Linked DNA regions of Homo sapiens: region 1 is linked to region 2. A link is an interaction called in ENCODE POLR2A ChIA-PET data of the cell type or tissue named here. Cell type or tissue: Caco-2. All regions are shown on one strand. Links, peaks and the distances in the headings refer to the core of each region. The heading gives the core; the rest is flanking DNA.

The links. ChIA-PET counts read pairs that join two places held together with the same protein. Peaks named below come from ENCODE experiments on the same cell type or tissue, not always from the same donor. Only the 100,000 strongest peaks of a DNase experiment are listed, where the experiment ranks them.
Region 1: POLR2A ChIA-PET joins it to region 2 with 9 read pairs; 2 of 35 experiments call an interaction of 5 or more read pairs at or near these places.

What each region holds. Positions count from the first base shown.
Region 1 is chr22:40,838,215-40,843,592 of GRCh38, reverse strand. It overlaps ST13 (ST13 Hsp70 interacting protein), which reads left to right. Exons shown (of 12, transcript NM_003932.5): 5 at 2,901-2,967. Among named protein-coding and RNA genes, the nearest start is that of ST13, 16 kb to the left of the region's middle. In Caco-2, for the core only: no CTCF peak of the experiment used is centred there; no DNase peak of the experiment used is centred there.
Region 2 is chr22:40,998,835-41,004,212 of GRCh38, reverse strand. No RefSeq gene overlaps it. Among named protein-coding and RNA genes, the nearest start is that of RBX1, 50 kb to the right of the region's middle. In Caco-2, for the core only: no CTCF peak of the experiment used is centred there; DNase peaks (open chromatin) are centred at 962 and 2,322; H3K4me3 peaks cover 348 bases.

The sequences.
Region 1 (5,378 bases), core at 93-5,092, 160 kb after region 2:
GCATTGCTTTTTCTCTTCTGAACATTTTATACACTCACCTTTCACCTTTAATCTACCGGTCCCACCAAAACTAAAATACACTGTTTCTGAATATTGTGGGTCTGTTTCAGGAGTTTATTGTTCTGCTTGTCTATTTTTTTTCTGTTCACTAATGCCACATCGTCTGATACTAAGTCTTGTTATTTTGTAGAACAAGGACCCCCAAAACTTTTTAGTCTTTTGGCTGTTCTTGGCTTTTTGTTTTTCCAAGTAAATTTTAGAAATAGGTTGATCAAGTCTCCCCGCTTCCATTGGTTTTTTTCCCCTTTGTTAGAATTGTGTTAAATCTAAATCAAGTTCGGGAAAAGATATATCTCCTCACCATTGAGATAAACTATCCATAAATAATGTTATCTGCCCAATTTTTAGGTGTTTTTAAAATATTTTAATAACTTACTAACGTGTTCCCCATAAGTCTTGTGCTTTGTTTTTTTGAGACAGTGTCTCACTCTTCCATCCAGGCTGGAGTGTAGTGGTACAATCATAGCTCACTGCGCCCTTGACGCCCTGGGCTCAAGTGATCCTCCCACCTCAGCCTCCTGACCAGCTGGGACTATAGTCATGCACCACCATGTCCAGCTAGTTTTTTATTTTTATTTTTAAAAATTCTTAGTAGAGACAAAATCTCAAACTCCTGGCCTTCCAGAGTGCTGGGATTACAGGTATGAGTCACTGCACCTGACGTAAGTCTTGTGCATTTTTGTTAAGAACAAATGTAAGTACTTTCTGTCACCATTTGTCAAAGGAAACTTTAAAGGTTAAATGTTATGTTTATTGATGGTATTACTTCTTTTATGATGTGTCTAGGTTTATAATTTTTTATTTATCCTGCTTGGGATTCAGTGAGCATCAAATTCTAGGGTTAACTTTCTTTAGCTCTAGAATATTTTCAGCTGTTATTAAATATTGCCTCCTTCTTGTTTACTTTATGCTCTAATTCTGGATCCCTGGTAATGTTAGACTTTTGTTATTAAGTTTCATTTCTTTATCACTCTCTGCTGAAAAGCAGTCTATGCTTTGTCTGTTCCATTGATGTTTGAATTGGAATGCTTGTGTTTTTCATTTTGGTACTTCAAATCTTTTTGAAGTCTACTTGGTTATTTGTAAGTCTTTTGCTCTTTACTCATTTTCAGAATTTACTTTTATTAAACACATTAAATTCCTTGTTGAACTCTTCGCTGGTCTTACTCTTATTTTTCATGGCTCTTGCTCATTAAGGTACCTTGTTTACTTTATGATGTGTTTGTGTGTTGTGTGTGATATTTTGAAAATGTGTTCTTTGGAACTTCACCTGTAGAAAAATTTTGAGGCCTAGGTAAGAAGGTGATTGCTTCCATGAAGTCTCTGAATTGGTGCTACCAACTCAAGGACCCCTTGAAAGTCTCAGCATGGTGTTTTTTTGTTTGTTCCAATTACTTTGGTAATACAGAATTCCAGATGAAAGGCTGGCTGTGGCTCTGAATTTTCAGGGGAAGTTCTTTTAATCTCACTACTCAACTGTCCGTTTCTGTAGGACAGGTTTATACCATTATGCTTGCCGGTATTAGCATTTGGAGTTGCAGATTTATTTTGGAAGGTGTCTGGTTAGACCACATACATTCTCTTCCTCTGAATATAGACTTTGTATCCTGTGTCCTGCATTACCTTCAAAATAAAATTGCAGCCAGGAGTGGCGGCTTATGCTTCTAATCCCAGAACTTTGGGAGAGTGAGGCAGGCAACTCACTTGAGTCCAAGAGTTCTAGACCAGCCTGGGCAGCATGATGAAAACCCGTCTCTATAAAAAAAAAAAAGCAAAACATTTAGTAGGTTGCGAGCATGTAGTTCCAGCTACACTTGAGGGGAGGCTGAGCCCAGGAGATGGAGGTTGCAGTGAACCGTGATTGCACCACTGCACCGGAGCTTGGGTGACAGAGGTAGACCCTGTCTTTAAATAAAACATTATTTTTATATTTAATATTTATTTTTTCTTTTTATTTTTTGTAGAGACGAAGTTTCGCCATATTGCCCAGGTTGGTCTTGAACTCCTGGGCTCAAGGGATCTACCTGCCTCAGCCTCCCAAAGTGCTGAGATTATAGGCATGAGTTGTATATTTTTTTCCTGTGGTTAAAGATCTCCAGAGCTTTCCATTTTAGGAGGATGTTTGCTATAACTCTTTGTTCTTTTTTTGCAGGGGTAGGGTGAGACATGGTCTTGCTCTGTGTCACCCAGGCTAGAGTACAGTGACACAATCAAGACTCACTACAGCCTTGACTTCCTGAGCTCAAGCGAGCCTCCTAACTCAGCCTCCTGAGTAGCTGGGACCAGATGCATGTGCCACCATGCCCAGCTTGTTTTTTTTTTTTTTTTTCTTTTTTTTGGAGAGATGGGATCGCCCTCTGTTGCCCAGATGCACATGTTTTTGTTCTTAACTAATCTTTATACTGTCAGCATCTTGTACAGTGTTTGGTCTATCTATATAGCATAGGTGCTCAATAGTTGTTTGTGGGAACAAAGGAATGAGACCTTTCTCTTCTGAGGATTTAAACCTAAAAGGAGCTAGTTATCTTTTTGTGAGGAGATTGGGTTTAATATTTATGGATAGCTAGGTAGGAGCTGGTATGCTTTGGTTGGGACGGAAGGTTAAGCAAAGGTTATGTCTCGGGCAGAGTGTAGGAGTGAAATTTGTTTAGTATAAAAGGTTAAAACTCGTATGTAATTTCTCACTAATGAGTTATCATAATTGTCTCTTTGTTCTCTGGAGACTACAGAAGAATGAATGAAAATGGGTATTGTGACTGCGCCTCATCCCTAAGAAAGTATGAATTGCTTCCTTCTCTCTCTCTCTACTAATTCTAAGATGATTTTTATTTTCTTCCTAGATAACGGAGGAGATGATGGATCAGGCAAATGATAAAAAAGTGGCTGCTATTGAAGCCCTAAATGATGGTGAGTAATCTTTTTGCTACATTTCTATGGTAGTCAGAATATTTATTGCAGTAACTTAAATAGTGGTAAAGTAGAAGAGAAGTTACATGTACCTGTCCTATACTGGAGAAGATAGTGTCCTATTATCCAGTCACCCCTTCCTCATTGATAAAAGAGGCTGAAATCACTTCTCTCTGCAAGGACAGATCCTTATTTGATTCAGTGTCTCTGATTTCCTGACCCTATCGTGGTGTTTTTCTGCTGAGAAGAGGCTTTAAAGAGGTGAAAGGCTTTAAAAAAAAAAAAAAAAAGTAGTAGTAGAACAGTGACCCTTAACTTTTTACATACTAATACCCTTGACAGATGATGTTCATAGGCATACCAATCTTCGTCCTAGTCAGAGCATGTTAGATTCTCTTGAGTAAATCCCCTCAGAGTGAGAAAGTGGTGATAGTATTCGGTTTTGTTTTTTGTTTGTTTGTTTGGTTGGTTTTTTTGAGACGGATTCTCACTCTGTTGCCCAGGCTGGAGTGCAGTGATGCGATCTCGGCTCACTACAACCTCCGCCTCCCGGGTTCAAGCAGTCCTCCTGCCTCAGCCTCCCGAGTAGCTGGGATTACAAGCGCGTACCACCATGCCCAGCTAATTTTTTGTATTTTTATTAGAGAAGGGGTTTCACCATGCTGGCCAGTCTGGTCTTGAACTCCTGACCTCGTGATCTGCCCGCCTCAGCCTCCCAAAGTGCTGGGATAACAGGCATGAACCACTGCGCCCAGCCTCTTTTTTTATATATATTTATTTTTTTAACTCTCCAAGGTAACAATAGGTTATTATTTTTTTCTTTTTTCTGTTTTTCAGTTGTATTTTATTTTATTTTTTATTTTTGAGACAGAGTCGTGCTTTGTCGTCCAGGCTGGAATGCAGTGGCGTGATCTCGGCTCTCTGCAACCTCCACCCCAAGTCGAGCAATTCTCCTGCCTCAGCCTCCCTAGTAGCTGGGATTACAGGCGTGTGCTACCATCTCCAGCTAATTTTTGTATTTTTAGTAGAGACGGGGTTTCACTATGTTGGCCAGGCTGGTCTCAAATTCCTGACCTCGAGTGATGTGCCCGCCTCTGCCTCCCAAAGTGCTGGGATTGCAGACGCGAACCACTGCGCCCGGCCCATGGTAGTATTAAGTGTAATGTTTGATCGGTTATAATTTGTAAGAACAAATCATGTATAAACTTGGGTACTGTGGCTGCTTGAGTAATATTTCACTCTTTATAACAGTGATAGTGTGTCACAATGCCATAGTTGACTAGATGCTATTGTATAGTGCTCATGTGCATTTGGACTTCATTATTAGATTTAGAAGATGATTGAAGTTATTTTTAGAATGAGTTCAGTATTGATGTTCCGAGTTAGTATATATTTTAAACATTTTGTGATTCTACCACCTGATTAATTTAGCTCCTTAAAACATGTTTATACTGTTTTATACTGCAGTTGCCTTAATAGTTTACCTTCCTGAAAAATTTATTCCTTTATTGCTTTCTGTTTACTTTCCCTAGGTTATTCTTAGAGCTGTTTTTTATTCTACTCTTGCTTGTAACCTGTGATTAACTTTTGCATATATATTTAAGATCTTCATCAGAGGATTATAGACCTGCCAGACTAAGATCCTGTATTTTACTTCTCCAATCTTGTTTTCTCCAGTCAGACTTTACTGTTCTAGAATTTTTTTTTTTTTTTTATTTATGCTATACTGTTTCTCTGGAAAGCTTTTCTTCACATATTTCAACTTTTAATTCATACCTATCAGTTGTTCCCAGCCATTGCTCTTCTGTACCATTCCTTTTCATCGCACGAAACTTTTGCTAATTTCCCTACCACCTAAATTTTAAGAGACAGAGTCTTACTCTGCCACTCAGTTTGGAGTGCAGTGGCATGGTCATGGCTCACTGCAGCCTCAAGTTTTGTAGGCTCAAGCAATCTTCCTGAGTAGCTGGCAATACAGGTGCCTGCCACCATGCCTGGCTAATTATTATCTCTTTTTTTTTTTTTTGGTAGAGATAGGGTTTCATCCTGTTGCCCAGGCTCGTCTTGAACTCCTGCCCTCAAGCAGGCCTCCCAAGCTCAGCATCTGAAAGTGCTAGGATTACAGGTGTGAGGCACTGTGCCCAGCCCATTTTAAAATTTACTGTCTCGGCAATATGTAACAAAAGGAAAATGAGGCTATCACCTAATCATGTTTTTGTTTTCTCACTTTTTTCTGAACTCTCTGTTCATGTGCCTTTGTAAATTTAATCTAGTTCTGATTTTAGAATTTATGCAATTGTATAGTGTATTCTAAAGGATAAAAGATTAGTATTCTAAAGCAGGGGTTGTGAATCCAAGCTCCACCAAGGTTGGTGAAGGCAGTTTTGTTTGGAGAATGTAATTAAAACCTG
Region 2 (5,378 bases), core at 111-5,110:
AATGACGCATCACAAAAGGTCACATATTTTGTGATCCCATTCACATGAAGTGTCCAGAATAGGGAAATCCATAGAGACAGAAAGCAGATTTGTGGTTGCCTGGGGGTAGCGACGGGGGAATGAAGAGTGAGTGCTTAATGAGTATGGGGTATACTGTGAATATACTGATTCTGAACTGTACACTTTTATTTATTTATTTATTTATTTTAATAGTGATGGAGGGCGGGGCACAGTGGCTCACGCCTGTAATCCCAGCACTTTAGGAGGCCGGGGCGGGTGGATCACCTGAGGTCAGGAGTTTGAGACCAGCCTAGCCAACATGATGAAACCCTTACTTTACTAAAAATACAAAAATTAGCTGGGTGTTGTAGCGGGCTCCTGTAGTCCTATAGTCCTAGCTACTTGGGAGGCTGAGGTAGGAGAATCACTTGAACCTGGGAGGTGGAGGCTGCACTGAACTGAGATTGCGCCATTGCACTCCAGCCTGGGCAACAGAGCGAGACTCCATCTCAAAAAAAAAAAAAAAAAAAAAAAAAACAATAGTGATGGGGTCTCACCCCGAGCTCAAGCGATCCTCTCCACTCAGCCTCCCAAAGTGCTGGTATTACAGGTTTGAGCTACCATACCTGGCCACTGTACACTTAAAAATGATTAACTTTCTGTTATGTGAATTTCACCTCAATTATAAAAAGAAAGAAAGAAAAACAGAAAGCTCCATGGAGAACTTAACACCAGGTCCCTGGGACCCAGCACGATGTCGTGACTCCCACTGCCGTTCTCTACGAGGCCGTGGGTCTACGGACTGTGACCAGTTTTTTTTTTTTTGCTACAGGTTCTCCACCTGGTACAAGAAGAGTGGCCCAGAGAAAGGTCAGTTTAAGGCAACTGGATTTCCCAAGTCCCAAAGCAGGAAATCTGGTCTGACAAGCACGGGATTCTCGTCTGAAATTAGCCCAGCCCTGGAAAACCTGTGGCTGGGGGTTGCTGTCATCAGAAAGAACCTGTACTTCCGGGTTTGTTTTGGTTGGGAAGGAAGGAGCTGGAGCAGCCAACCTGGCTTCTCAGAGCTTCCATATTTAACCCATCAGGGCCCAAGGCTCCCAGGTGTAGAAGCGACTTTAGAGATACCTATGAGGAAACAGAAGCTCCAAGAAGGTAAAGACCTTCTCCCAGGCCACAGAGCCAGTAAATGGCTGAGCCAGGGTTAGGAGGAAGGAAACTAACATTTCTATAGCACGTGCCCTAAATCCAGAGCCTCACCCTGCAAAGGAGGTGTTAGTAACCCCATTCTGCTCATGAGATTCAGAGAAGCTTAGTGAGTGGCCGATATCACCAAGCTACTAAAAGGCAGAGATACTATTAAAATATAGGCCTACAGCTGGGCGTGGTGGCTCACACCTGTAATTCCAGCACTTTGGGAGGCTGAGGCGGGTGGATCACGAGGTCAGGCATTCGAGACCAGCCTGGCCAACATGGTGAAAATCTGTCACTACTAAATATACAAAAATCAGCCTGGCGTGGTGGCGTGTGCCTGTAATCCCAGCTACTCAGGAGGCTGAGGCAGGAGAATAGCTTGAACCCTGGGGGCGGAGGTTGCAGTGAGCCGAGATTGCGCCACTGCATTCTAGCCTGGGTGACAAAGCGAGACTCCATCTCAAAAAACAAACAAACAAAACAAAACAAAACCTGACTCTTCAACAATCTACAGTTCTTCCTGAGCCCTTATCTGCCATGCTCATCTATGTATCCCCAGTGCCTGATACTGAGGAGTGTTCAAAACTCATTTAATATCGGGAGATTTGCCGGATGCTGTGGCTCATGCCTGTGATCCCAGCACTTTGGGAGGCCGAGGCGGGTGGATCATGAGGTCAGGAGTTCAAGACCAGCCTGGCCAAGATGGTGAAACCCCGTCTCTACTAAAAATACAAAAATTACAGCGCGCCTGTAATCCCAGCTACTCGGGAGGCTGAGGCAGGAGAATCGCTTGAACCTAGGGGGCGGAGGTTGCAGTGAGCCGAGATCACACCACTGCACTCCAGCCTGGGTGACAGAGCGAGACTCCATCTCAAAAAAAAAAAAAGTATCGGGAGATTGAGGTGGGAGGATGGCTTGAGCCCAGGAGGTTGAGGCTGCAGTGAGCCTTGATTACACCACTGCACTCTAGCCTGGGCTACAAAGCCAAGCCCTATCTCAGAAGAAAAAAAAAAAAAAAAAAAAGAGGCATTTAATGAATGAATGAGTCACACCTTGCTCTTCCCACTCTGCCGCACCTCCATCCAGATTCACTCTGTTCAAAGTTGATAGATGTTCTGGGGCTTTCACATAGTTGTCATGGTAACTGAACTTTTAGAACTTTTAGAAATAACAGCTGCAGGCAATCCAGGACAAAAACAGTGGACCTGTTTCTTGCTAAACAGGTTATGGCTCTTCTGTCCAAGCTGACAAGGGTTAACACAAAGCAGCAAAGGCTAGAAGAGATTTCCTAACACAGCTTTACGGTTATTGGCCATTGTTATTGACCAAGGACCCCTTTGTTTGCCCCAATACCACCACCTTCACCACAGATCCATGTTTTAGAAAACTTGTCTATTGAGAATACCTGCCTTTAAGTGGTAACTAAGCTGTAACTCCACTCTTTACACATCAACAATTTTCAAGCTACTGTCAGAGCTTCATATCAGCAGGAGATCACCACCATTACCCCACTGAGCTAATAGCATTTTAGCTCAAAGCAGGAAATCTTGGAGCATTTTATTTTGCTAGTTAGTGCAAGCAAGCCTGTAGAATTTGGACTTCTTGAAATATTGAAAATACCTTCTTAAGACCATTTCTAACAAAATTAGAAATGAAATGAGAAAATAACCATAGCTACAAAGAACCCTAAAAGGACTGTGATTATTACACAAATAAATGAGAAAGCCTGGCCAGGCGCAGTGGCTCACACCCGTAATTCCAGCACTTTGGGAGGCCAAGGCAGGCAGATCGCTTGAGCTCAGGAGTTAGAGACCAGCCTGGGCAACATGGCGAAAGCCCGCATCTACAAAAAAATACAAAATATTAGTCGGGTGTGGTGGCGCATGCCACCTACCCAGCTATCCAGGAAGCTGAGGTGGGAGGATTGCTTGAGCCCAGGAGGTCGAGGCTGCAGTGAGCTGTGATTGTGCCACTGGACTCCAGCCTGGGGGACAGAGAGAAAACCTATCTCAAAAAAAAAAAAAAAAAAAGAAGATTAATTTGAAATAAAATGGAAGACCTACATTTTGACCCAGCAATCCCATTCTAGGAATTTATCTTACAAATATATTTGTATATTAATTCAACAGTTTTTTTTTTAGTCTGTGTTCTGCTAAATGCTATGCTTATATTTGCTTCTTTTTAAAAATTTTCTTTCTCTCTCTCTCTCTCTTTTTTTTTAATAGAGATGGAGTCTCGCTATGTTGCCTAGGCTAGTCTTGAACTCCTGGGCTTGGCCTCCCAAAGTCCTGGGATTACAGGCATGAGCCACCAAACCTGGCCCTTCAGCAATTATTATTTTAGTATCAGTTACCTTTCTGGTGCCAGGAATACAAATCAGTGAACAAGTTGGACAAAACCAAAACAAAACAGCAACAAAAACCCTTGCAATCTGGTGGTAGGAAACAGACAATAAACATAATCAAAGAGTAAATTATATATACTCTGTCTGAAGGTGATGATTGCTATACGAAAAAAATTTAACAGGATAGGGAGATTGAGAAGGCTGGGTGAGCCTCTTGGAGAAAGAAGGCAGTGAGGGAGTGAGCCATGTGAATATGGGTGGTGGGGAGGAAAGGGCAAAGTCCCTGTGGTAGGATCGAACCTGGTGTGTACACACAAAAGGAGTCATGCACAAGATTTCATTACAGTAATGGTGGTAACAGCAAAGGATTCAAAGTCTAAGTATTCATCTGTAAGGGACCAATTAAACAGGGTATGGTACATCTACCAATGGAATACTATGCAGCTATACAAAAGAATAAGGAAAATCTATGAAGTGTGAAAGGAAGATCTCTGGAATATATTGTTTAGTGAAAAAAAGCAAGGAGCAGAATAGATTATATGGTATGCTAACTTTGTGTAAAAAAAAAGGAGGGAAATAAATATTATAAAGATGCCAATTATTTCTCAATTAATTTATAAATTAATTGTGAGACCCCCCAAGAAACAGAAAAGCTGGTTTTAAGGACGAAGAGAATTCATAGCTGGGTGTGGTGGCTCACATCTGTAATTTCTGCACTTTAGGGAGGCTGAGGCAGATGGATCGCTTGAGCCCAGAAGTTCAAGACTAGCCTGGGCAACATGGCGAGATGCCATCTCTACAAAAAAAAAATACAAAAATCAGCCAGGCATGGTGGTGCGTGCCTGTAGTCCCAGCTACTTGGGAGGCTGAGGTGGGAGGATTGCTTGAGCCTGGGAGGTAGAGGCTGCAGTGAGTCACGATCACGCCACTGCACTCCAGCCTAGGCAACAGAACGAGACCCTGTCTTGAAAAACAAAAACAAACAAAAACAAAAGAACTAAGGAAATTGTTAAAGAGAAAGGAACAAGCCCAACCAGATATTAAAATATATTATAAAACCATTATAATTAGGCCTGGTGCAGTGGCTCACGCCTGTAATCCCAGCACTTTGGGAGGCCAAGGTGGGCGGATCACCTGAGGTCGGGAGTTCGAGACCAGCCTGACCAACATGGAGAAATCCTGTCTCTACTAAAAATACAAAAAAGTAGCCGTGCGTGGAGGCACATGCCTGTAATTCCAGCTACTCGGGAGGCTGAGGTAGGAGAATCACTTGAACCCAAGGAGGCAGAGGTTGTGGTGAACTGAGATCACGCCATTGCACTCCAGCCTGGGCAACAAGAGTGAAACTCCATCTCAAAAAACAAAAACAAAAACAAAAACAAAAACACAACTATTATATTAAAATACTTTTTGGGGGAACACAAATAGACAACATTAATAGAATACAAAGTCCTGAAACACACCCAAATACACAAAGGAAAGAATGGCTTATGCAATAAATCATTCTGGAATATTGAGTAGCCATCTGGAAACAATGCCTTTGTATCCTTCCTACATTACTTACACTAAAATAAGTTTCAAAGGCTCAACGATACACGTCTAAAACATGAAACCATAAAAGTAACCAGATTAAAAAAATTTATAATCTTGCAGTGGGATGGGCTTACTTAAGCATGACTCAAAACTCAGAAGTTATCAACTTTGACCACAGTAAAAATTTTAACATTTTCCAGGGAAAAATAATAGTCAAAAGACAACAAACTGAACAATAATATATGCAACAAATAAGACAAATTTCTGGCTAGGTGCCATGGCGCACACCTGTAATCCCAGCACTTTG